Regions from separate parts of the Mus musculus genome. Here region 2 is linked to region 1. A link is a contact called in ENCODE POLR2A ChIA-PET data. All regions are on one chromosome and are shown on one strand. Each heading gives the region's core, a stretch centred on a gene start or an enhancer-like site at or near the end of the contact. The rest is flanking DNA. Distances are from core to core; before and after follow the strand shown.

Region 1 (5,357 bases), core at 1,953-4,452:
TTATAACTGCCCCTATTTTTCCTATATCATCTGAAATCCTTCATGTTCTTTTGTTGTAAAAGTTTCACATTTGCCTTTCAAAGTGCATCTTGACGGCTCTTTGCCTTCTACTTTCTAATTACAGGCTGAGAAAATGAACGATTTTGGAAATAACCAGAGAGGCAAGTTTAGAAATAGTACCTTGTTTTTAATATCTTTTTTTCTTTTTTTTGGGGGGGGGGTGTTTGAGACAGGGTTTCTCTGTGTAGCCCTGGCTGTCCTGGAACTCACTCTTGTAGACCAGGCTGGCCTCGAACTCAGAAATCTGCCTGCCTCTGCCTCCCAAGTGCTGGGGTTAAAGGCGTGCGCCACCACTGCCTGGCTGGCAAGGGGGATTTTAAACATAGAACCTTTGTTTAAGAGAATACCAGGAAAAAGAATACACCACCTAACTTTTCAGGGTATTATCAGGAACTCTTTTAAGATATTTGGAAAATAGGGTTGGTAAGATAGCTACACTGGTAAAGGCTTCTACCACTGAGCCTGAACATGACTTTGATCCTCAGGAAACACATTGTGGAAAGAGAACTTCTACTAACAAAATACTGTCAAACAAACATAAAACTAGACGTTGTGGCTCTTGCCTTAACTTCTCTCCTAGCACCAGGGTGGCAGACACACAGCTCTGTGAGTTGGAAGCCAGTTGGCTTCTACATAGCAAGTTCCAGGTCAGCTAGGGCTAAGATGGTAAAACTCTAAACTAAGTAAATATTTGGGAAAGAAAGATGTTCTGATTGTTGTATTTGAAACTAGGCACCATGGTCTGTGCTTGTAGTTACAGGTACTAGGGAGGCTGGAGCAGGGTGTTCACTTGATCCCATGAATTGGTGATTATATTGGCGATTATATTGGCGATTATATTTTGAATCAATGTCCATGATGGTGGCCAACTGGACCTGATCTAGAATCATCTGAGAAGAAAGCCTCTGGCAGTCTGTGAGGGAGCACCTTTATCTGGTTAATTCAAGTGGGAAGACCAACCCCAACCGCCAGACTAAATAAAAGAGGGTAGGTGAGCACCATTGTTCATTTTTCTTTTTCTAGCAGATGAAATATGACCAGCTGCCTTGTACGCCTATTGCCACATCTTGCCTACCCCGATGGACTCTAGCCTCCAGCTATAAGCCAAAATGACCCAAAATAAAACGCTTAAGTCTCTTCTCAGGTATTTTGTCCCAGCAGTGAGAAAAATAAATGATATGTTGTTTTAATTCCCCTTGGTTCCAAATCTCACGATCAGACATAAATCTTTTGAGTTTTAAATTAAAATTATAGTTCCTGTTCCCATGTTTCCTGATCAATTAAGCTAATATCGACCAAGTCCTTCACTCCTTGGGCAAGTTACTCATGTGTAGATCTCCAATCTCCTTCCCCACTTGATAAGAGAATTAGTTCAGGCCATTAGGACTTAGAAAGGCCACATTTGTTGGCGCCGAAGGTGTCACAATTTGGGAAGCAGTCACTTGAATGACTAATAGAATCTAGTCCTTTTCAGGTTTGCTGTGAGGTTTGGTATGAGAAAAAAAATGCCAAAAATAGGATCCTAAGAAGGTAAAAATGCACTTCATTTGAGTGATTTTCAGCCACAAGACAGCATCTGCTCCCTTTATACCCATGTGTGTGGCATTCTTCACCTTATTAACTGTTCCTATGCATAGCATATTCCGTTGTAGGGGCATAGTGTATTGCTGTAGAACTGGGTGTAGCTAAGAGGAAAAAGAATTTAGAAAAGCTATTGAGATTTAGATTTGTAAAGATTTAGATGTAGAGACCCATAACTATTCATCCAACTTGTGGGAAAAGCCTTTTTCACCATCATTCCTTGAACACACCTGGTGTTATAAAACTGAATCCATAAGACTACATTCAGACAAAGTCATTGATGTTAAGCCAGTCCTTATTTTCATAGAATTCTGGAAGCTATCACAAATTTAAAATATTGTGGTCCCGGTTATTTAAGTCTAATCATAGAACTCAGGACGTGTAGCTGTAATTTTTTTAAGGCCTGTGTTTGAGGCTCAGATTACAAGACTGCTACACTAGACATTATGTAGTTTGCAAGAATGCCCTGTACCTACATCTAGGTTTGGTGTCATCTTCCCTCAGGAATGTAATAGCTGATTGACTGAATAAAGAGAACATGATAAACAAGGTTTGAGGACTGGGATTGTTGTTCAATTGGTAGTAGGCTTGCCTGGTCTGTGAGGTACAGGGGATCGAGCCCAATCTTTGTGAATATACATAAAGACCAAGAAGTCAATTCGCTGACACTGATATCTTTCATATAAATTTGTACCTCAGAGGCAGTTAATCCTGAACCTTAAGATTAAATGTACGTATTACAAGCAGGTCATCTGTCAGACACATTGGACTTGCTTTTCTTATCCTTTAGATTTTTCCCTATTCTGTTTCATAGGAGCGAGCATTCGCCTTGCAACTCTGGGAAATTACAGCTGTGAGAGCGCTGTGCCCATCGCGGATTCCGATCACTTTTCAAGTCTTACAAGCGCTACTGAGTTTGGACAAATAAATTCGCTTCTCGGGTGGGTTTGGTTTCTTCTGGGATACGTGAGAACTAAAAGTGAAGCCATAACTTAACGCCTGCATAAGGAGCTAATATCCTTGAGGCGGCCCCTCGGCTTCAGACCCCTGCAGATTCTGCTGACCCCGGGAAGCCTCGACGTCAATGCCCAGGTACCGTTACAGGCTAACGCTCCACCCACTGCGGGGGGCGGGGCGGGGCGGGGGCGGGGCGGAGGGCTGCAGTTTCCGGCGGCGAATGGCTGTACGGCGCGTGGCGCTCCCGCCGGCCTCAGCTCGTGCTTGCCCACGAGCCGCTGCGTCGCGCGTCAGCCCCTCGCTCCCCGCCGCCTGCGAGGGGGCTGCGCGAGCGTTGCAGGGCATGCTGGGAAGGGAGGCGTTCCGAGCGGGGGGAGGGGAACACTTGGAATTCTGCGTGCCGCGCCAGGGGAGGCGAGCGTCCTTCCTGGAGATTGGCCCGTGCTCTGGAGAAGCCTGTCACTTCAGACCGTGGGCGGGCCCATCGGGGCCACTCAGGTTTTCATTGGCCGAGGGAGGCTGCGACTCTCTGGGAGAGTTTCCTCCTGTAGAGTTCCGGCTTGCTTTGCTCCCGCCGCGAGGTGCGTGGCCCGGAAGTGACGCACGGTCCTGGCCGGCGGGGCCGCCCAGCCCCCGCTTCCTTTCACGCTCTCGGTGGCCGTAGGTGGTCGCGGCCACCGCAGCCGGGCGGGAGGTTGCGACGGCCAGTAATGCCCGGGAAACTCCTCTGGGGAGACATAATGGAGCTCGAGGCACCCTTGGAAGAGTCCGAGAGCCAGAGGAAGGAGCGGCAAAAGGTGTGCTGCGGCTGGGCCGCGCCTCCCTCGGGCTGCGCTGGCCTGGGCGGGGAGGGGAGCTGTCTAGGAAGGGGAAAGACCTGTCAGGACCGGGGGCGAGTTTCCGAGGGACAGCTTCCCCTTCGCCGAGCTCAGCCCTCCGAGGTCCCAGGGACCATTCCCCATCGCCGCACTCCCGGACCTGGAGGAGAACGGCCCGGCTTCCGTGGTACTTCAGCCCCACGTCGGCCTCTGCGCCCGGATCTCTCCCGAGAGATGGGCAGACTTGAGCTCCCATCGCCGTGGAATCTGCTCGTGTTCCCTTTCTTAGGCGGCGAGTCCCTTCATTTGGTTTTCCGGGGCCTTCGAAGAGTTGAGACAGAGATGATGATGGCTTTGCCTATGTGTTGCCTCCCGGTCGCGGTGTCGTGTCTGCAGCAGTCTCGGGAAAAGCTATCCTAGGGGGTTACAATCCTCCATGATTGGGTAATAGAGGCTTAAGGAACAGTGTCAAAGCCAGGCTTGCCAGGGGTTGGCTGTGATGGAGTTCGTGGGGGTTGTATTACGAATAGCCCTTACTGTCAGTATTTTCAATCCACTGTGGTTTTTATTGAGGCTAATCGTGCCAGACTCTTAGCTGAGGACCGAGGAGATAAAACTAATTAAGTATGCAGAATAGTCCCTGCCCACCAGGAGCCTGTAGAGGTTCTATCCCCACCTCCGTCCAAGACATTAAGAAAGAAAGAAAGAAAGAAAGAAAGAAAGAAAGAAAGAAAGAACCCGAAAAATAGAGGATCTTATGGTGTTAAGAAAAAATGCAGAGGTAAAATTTTTACTGGAGACATTTGACCTGGAGAAAGAAAGCTGAATGAGGATGAAAATGACTGTGGGAAAGATGACACTTGATAAAATATTTACTCTGTAGAGTGCTAGAGATGAGGAAACACCCCCTAGGACCTACCACGAAGGTAAATTTTAAATTCTAGCCACCCTTTTATGTCACCTTCCCAGTGGGCATTGAAGTGAGGCCACCACTATGCCCGACAAATGCCCAGCGTTGAGCTCTATTCCCAACTCTCGTTTTTCTGTTTTTGTAGAACGTACTAAATTTGGAATTTACATTTGAGAGTTCCATTTTTCAGTGCTGGGGTTTAAATTCGACCATGGCTCAAGGTTTATTTTTTTTATACCATTTTAAGCGTGTGACTTGATGTCATTATAATAGAATTGTGCTGTCACGACCACCGTGATCTCTAGAACCTTTTCATCTTCCCAAGCCAAAGCTCTTTGCCCCTTTGAATTTTACTACTGTAGGCTTCTAGGGTAGACTATAAATGTAACCTCAAGCCGTTATTTTAGTTTTATATTTAATTTAGTTTGTCTTGAATAACCTTGCATACCTAAATCCTGCTTCTGACATGGTCTAGGTAATGTTTCTTTCTAACCATACTTGTATAGTATGAGATAAAAACATTACCTCATTTGCCTTCGAAGGCTTGTTCTACTGTTATCTTGTGATTGGCAGTTTTATGTGCTCCTTGTAAAGTTAGCTTATATATATATATATATATATATATATATATATATATATATATATATATATATATATATAAAATCTTGAAATAGTTTCCAAAGATTCTTGAGGAAAGTTATTATATCTTTGTGCATCCTTACATTTCACTATGTTTTTATATATTGGTAGCTTTCATATTGTAAATTCTCCAGAAATAATATACTTATTGATTGCCCTTCATGAAAAAGAAGTAGACATTTGGAAATGGAATGGAATACCAAATAGCAGAAATAGAATATTAGGCTAAGTCTGGCATTCAATGAAAATAATTCTAGTTTGGATATATTGAGATAGGGAATTTGTGTTCTTAGAAAAGGAATGAAAGTAGCCAAGAGAGTCTGGAAGTGTGTGTTGACACAGACTTGAGCTTCCACGGAAGGGTAAGGAGAAGGAAACACTAAAGAAGGTTG
Region 2 (5,571 bases), core at 1,361-3,860, 73 kb after region 1:
GGCTTGGGAGGAAAGTCAGAACCACGCACTGTCATTTTGGTTTTTTTTTAATTTTTCTTAATTGTTTGGATCAACTAAGACCTTCATTTTAGTATGGTCCTTACCTCCTAACTGGCCTTTACCTGGCATTAAAGGGCTCTGATAACCAATCAGCTCCCGGTAGCTGAAGCAGTGCCCTTTTTTCTATTTAAATTCAGTTTTCCCCTTGAACTCTGACCAGATGGCTCATCCTCTGTGCTCAGGATTTGTTGGGTTTTGTTTTTCTTGTTTTCTTTGTTGATAACTGTAGCTTGTAAGAAATGTGGGCATGGTTTAATGAAGCATGTCACTGTTGGGATAAAAGAGTTTGCCAGTTCAAGATGATGAAAGGACATACTGGCTCTGCTTGCAGGAGGAAAGGCTAAAAGACATTTTGAATTAATGGGTTACCCTATAGAAAAATGATCTGTCATAAACCAAACAGTGAAGGGGAAGAAGGGAAGAATTCCAATTGACACAATTTAAATGAAACATGACTTTTCAAACAAATGAAGTTTCTTTTGGATTGCAGAAACTAAGCAATATTTATATGTATAATTCAACTATTATTTGGTTTAAATGGGCTTGTTGGGAAATGTTATCATTTTTACTATTTTCTACAGAGAAAATATTTTCCACTTTATCAAATAAATCTGGACTTTGAAATTACAGCCTGTTTTTATGTTCCAGCTGTCTATGTATGTTTTCCTGAAACTGTACATAAAATGTTTTTACATTAAAATGAATTGCTGTATAAAGTACTGCATTATGCCATAATAAAGATACCGATGCTTTATATTTAGTTCTTGGTGGCTTTTATTTTATAGCAGTGACTGCTAGGTCTGTAAATCTAGTAGCTTGGCTTGCCTTTTGTGTATACTGCATTAAAGCAGATCAGGTTATAACGGGGAGTTAGCCTTGGCTAAATTGTCATAAAAATGAACGCAATCCTATGTTAACATACCTTCACTGTCTTCAGACACACCAGAAGAGGGCATCGGATCCCCCATTACAGATGGTTGTGAGCCACCGTGTGGTTGCTGGGGTTTGAACTCAGGACCTCTTGGAAGAGCAGTCACTGCCATCCCCCCAGCCCTTCAGTGGGCCATTTTCTACAGGTTCATTTCTTGAATCATCCATTCAAGTTTTGTGAATTGCTCTCTTCCCCTAACATCCTATGTTTACCTTTCAATATGTATGTACATACATTTTAAGACTTAAAATAATTTTACATTTAATAAATGTTTTCAAGACAGATCTCACTGTGTATCTCTGGCTGTCTTGGAACTATGTAGACTTGTAGCACAACCAATTCTGAGCTTATCCCTGACCAGCTTACAAATAAGTGAGACTCACACTATGGTTATTTTATTTGGCTTTGACAATTACTGGGGGATAATCTCTAATCTATTTTTCCAACTGCTGACCTGGCTTCTTTCCCAGCAGTGTTCCCCCAAGTAATTGCTGTTTCTCCTGCCGTGTGCTCATGGTCCATCTCTCCTGGCTCTTGTTCTACTCTCTCCAATGCTCAACAAGGAAACCCACCTACCTCTGATCCCTGCAGTTATTAGCTGTAGCCTTTGTTGTTTGTTTTTGTTATTTCGAGACAGGATTTCTGTGTAGCCCTGGCTGTCCTGAACTTTGTAGACCAGGCTAGCCTTGTACTCAGAAATCCGCCTGCTTCTGCCTCCCCAGTGCTGGGATTAAAAGCGTGTGCCACCACGCCCGGCAGCTGTAGCCATTTTTTTTTTTTTTTTTTTTTTTTGGTTTTTCGAGACAGGGTTTCTCTGTATAGCCCTGGCTGTCCTGGAGCTCACTTTGTAGACCAGGCTGGCCTCGAACTCAGAAATCCGCCTGCCTCTGCCTCCCGAGTGCTGGGATTAAAGGCGTGCGCCACCACGCCCGGCTAGCTGTAGCCATTTTTATTTAACCAAATTAAGTTTTAAATTAAGGAATAAAGTTTGTACAACAAAAGCTGGTAAGCATGAGAATTTAATCATAGGCTACAGAATTTAGCATTACAATACATATCAACACTGGCCCCTGTGTCAGCCTGCAGATAATTGGCACCATGCCTAGCTCAGAGCCTTTATAGAATTTTCAGGGACTGGGCGGTGGTGGTGTGAGGTGGCTCTAGTAAGTAAAGGCTGCGGAGGCTGAGCCTGAGGATCTGAATTTGATCCCTGAGACCTGGGTACCTGGGTTGTAGTTTCCTACAACTATAATTTTTAACTGTGATAGCGTAATACATTAGTGGTGAAAGATTCTTGCCTATGAACTTGAGCAGTTATCGAAAGATGTTAGTGTTAAATTTCATTTAAGCTAGGGATTGACTTTACGATAGGCTAGTACCTTACCCCTAAGAATCATTCTGATTCTGAACATTTTTGTATAAACTACATTTTGGGATGAAGCAGGAGAAGCCATACTGCTCAAGGGTAGCAGCGGAAGGCTCTGTATTCCCTGACAGCTTCGTTTCCTTGACGACGGCTGTTGTGGCGACCAGAACATCCTCCCATTGGCTGCTGCCGAGCGTCTAGCGCTCCCCTCTACCGACTTCATTGGTCGGCGCTCCACAGTCACGACACGTCGTAAATGAAGTGTCGCAACGCGGAGGCCTCCAGTGGCTGCTGGTCCACGGACGGGGAGGCGGCCGTCAGCTCAGGCCGCGATGGCGAACGCTCCGGGGCCAGAGATCCGCGAGAAGTTCCAGGCAGCGCTGGCCCTGTCGCGGGTGGAGCTGCACAAGAACCCGGAGAAGGAGCCGTACAAGTCCAAGTACGGCGCGCGCGCGCTGTTGGAGGAGGTGCGCGCGCTGCTGGGCCCGGCGCCCGAGGACGAGGACGAGCCGGCTGCTGACGATGGGCCGGGCGACCAGGCCTTGGGCGCGGGTGAGCCCCGGGAGGCTGAGGGCCCCGGAGCGCAGCGGGCGCTGCGCCTCGCGGTGGTCGAGTTCCACCTTGGTGTGAACCACATCGACACGGAGGAACTGTCTGCCGGCGAGGAGCATCTGGTCAGGTGCCTGTCGTTGCTGCGCCCCTACCGCCTGTCGCTCGGCTGTGTGTCTCTCTACATCCAGGCGCAGGTGAGATGCTGAGGCGGGAGTTCTGCATCCAAAACGCTCCTCCTGGCTGCGCACGTCTCTCAGTTGGTTCAGTCCCCAGCATTGCACAACACCCGGCCTGAAATTCCAGTACTAGGGAGGCTGCGGCAGGAGGATTGCTTTGGGTTCTTGGCTAGCCTGGGTTTCATAGCGAAGTTTAGTCCCTTTTAATTTGTCATAACACCTACCCTCCATCTGCCTACCAACTCCCTCTGAGTTCTCGCCGCCTACTCCAGCCTCACTTGCTACTTTCCGTAATCCTGGGCAGAAAACCTAAGCGTCCGAATCAGCGCCTCCCAACCCAATGACAAGCTTAGTTTCATTCTGTGAAGAAATAATCCAACGGGATTCGAATGGAATGAACAGGACAAGGGATCGCAAGAATGATCCAATCTTAAATGTTGTTGTTGTTAATGGCCAAAATCTTAAAACTTTATTCTTTACCACATTCATCTTGTTTGCTCAGCAAGGAATTCGTACCTTTTCCTTAAACTGTCTCGACAACCTTTTAATAACTTTTTATTTTTTGTTTGTGTTTAGACATCCATTTGTGTCTGCAATGCTTAACTTCGACTGTCTTCACCTCCTGAGTGCTAGGACCCCCTCCCCCTTTTCCTTTCAGAGTCTTGTAGCCCAGGCTGCCTTTAACCCATGATCCCCCCACCTCAGCCTCCCTGCTGAGGTTATCGGAACTCTTGTTTGGACTAACTCTATCTGGTCCAAACTGATCTCACCTTCCATCCTTTACATTTTTATAAGCAGCAAGTGCGACTTTCTGCTCTGGAGAACATAACATTTCAAAATTCAAATAGTGGGTAGAGTTTTCCAGGCCCTTGGGTGTAGCTCAGTGGTACAGCATTTACCTAGTGCTCCAGGTTTCATCTCCACACTATGGGGGAAAAAAGACAGATAATGTCGGACTCTGTTGTGCCAGGTTACTTTCTTAGGGTTATAGATGGTTTCATCCTCCAGTCCAGATATGTGTACCAGGGAATATTTACTAAGCTTGATTGTTGGGTAGGTAGGCCTTTCAGGAAAGTCTCAAAACTTAGAAGAAAATGGTATGCCATATTCTTTTATGATGGCTCAATAAAATTAAAAGCCAAATACTAACAGGCACTGCCTGTCCCTTTTGCTCACAGCTCCAGCAGGTGGCACAGATAGGGATATTTTCCATGTTTGTTTGGGAGCTAAAGACATTAGTAAGGGGTTCAGTTCAAGCAACACTTCAGTGTGATGGTGGTGCACGCCTTTAATCCCAGAAATTGAGGCAGGAGGATTTCTGAGTTTGAGGCCAGGCTGGTCTACATCGTGACTTTCAGGACAGCCAGGGCTACACAGGGAAAAAAATCTTGTTTCAGAAAACCAAAGGGAAAAAGAATAAAGTAACCTTCTTCATTGATTCCTAAATTAAGCTTTAACCCTGTGTTGACTGGATTTGGAATCAATCAAGAGATGCCCCTTGTCATCTGGGAGGGTGTTTCCAAAGAGGTTAAACTGTGAATGTGAGTGGCTGCCTCCCTTGGGTAATACCAGCAAGTGCCGACATTTCCCTCTACTGAGTGTGGATTCAGTCACCCCGGCCACACTGTGCTCCTTCCACAACACAACAATCTCTCCAAACTGAGAGCAAATAAATCCTTATTTTAAAAGTTGATTTTTGTCAGGGTATTTTGGAACAGCAACAGAAAAGTCAAGTTTTGTTTTGTTTTTTAAAGAAGTTTAAAACCTTTTGAGGTCTTGGAGAGGTGGCCTGGGGTAAAGGCACTCTTCGCTTGCCCTGGCAACTTGAGTTTCATTTCTAGGACCCGTATGTTAAAAGGAGAGAATGGACTCCATTTGTAATCCTCCATATACACACCTCAGTATATGTAGGTACACACAAAATGGATGGATATTAACATGCAGCTTTTTGAAAGGGTATCTGCAGTGTATACTGTATTTTATTGATTTTCAAATGCATGCTTGACATCTTGGTGCACCTAAAGTAAGAGTACCTCATGGAGGGCTAGAGTGCTTCAGAGCACTGGCTGCTCTTCCAAAGGTTAAGGCTTGGATTCCAGCACCCGTATGAAGGCTCACAGCCACCTGTAACTCCAGCAGATCCTATACTCTCTCTGGCCTCCACAGTACTGCATACATGTGTTCCGCAGACACACATGTAGGCAAAATACCCATACACTAACATAATAACTAAAACTTAAAAATAACTAAGTAGTGTTGTTTGCATATGTAGTAATGGTGTACCTAAGAGCTCAGTTCAACAAACAAGAAAAGTAAGTATAAGGTAAATGTTATGCTAAGATGCATAGAGCCAGGGCAAGTGGCCCACTCCTTTAATCACAGCACCCGGGAAACTGAGGCAGCTAGAGCTCTGAGTTCCAGGCCAGCTTGGTCTGTACAGGAAGATTCAGAACAGGCAGGGCTATGTATTAAAACCTTGATTTTAA

Evidence for each region. ChIA-PET counts read pairs that join two places held with the same protein, here RNA polymerase II (POLR2A).
Region 2: POLR2A ChIA-PET joins it to region 1 with 26 read pairs in Patski. The contact joins the promoter of Kifbp here to the promoter of Ddx50 in region 1. POLR2A ChIA-PET finds 5 or more read pairs at or near these places in 2 of 5 experiments (Patski and embryonic stem cell).

Annotation. Positions count from the first base shown.
Region 1 is chr10:62,649,063-62,654,419 of GRCm38, reverse strand. Ddx50 (DExD box helicase 50) reads left to right here and starts at 3,202. Exons shown (of 15, transcript NM_053183.3): 1 at 3,202-3,395. The coding sequence starts at 3,309.
Region 2 is chr10:62,575,496-62,581,066 of GRCm38, reverse strand. It overlaps Kifbp (kinesin family binding protein), which reads left to right and starts at 2,610. Exons shown (of 7, transcript NM_028197.2): 1 at 2,610-3,103. The coding sequence starts at 2,690. Ddx21 (DExD box helicase 21) reads left to right here. Exons shown (of 15, transcript NM_019553.2): 15 at 1-820.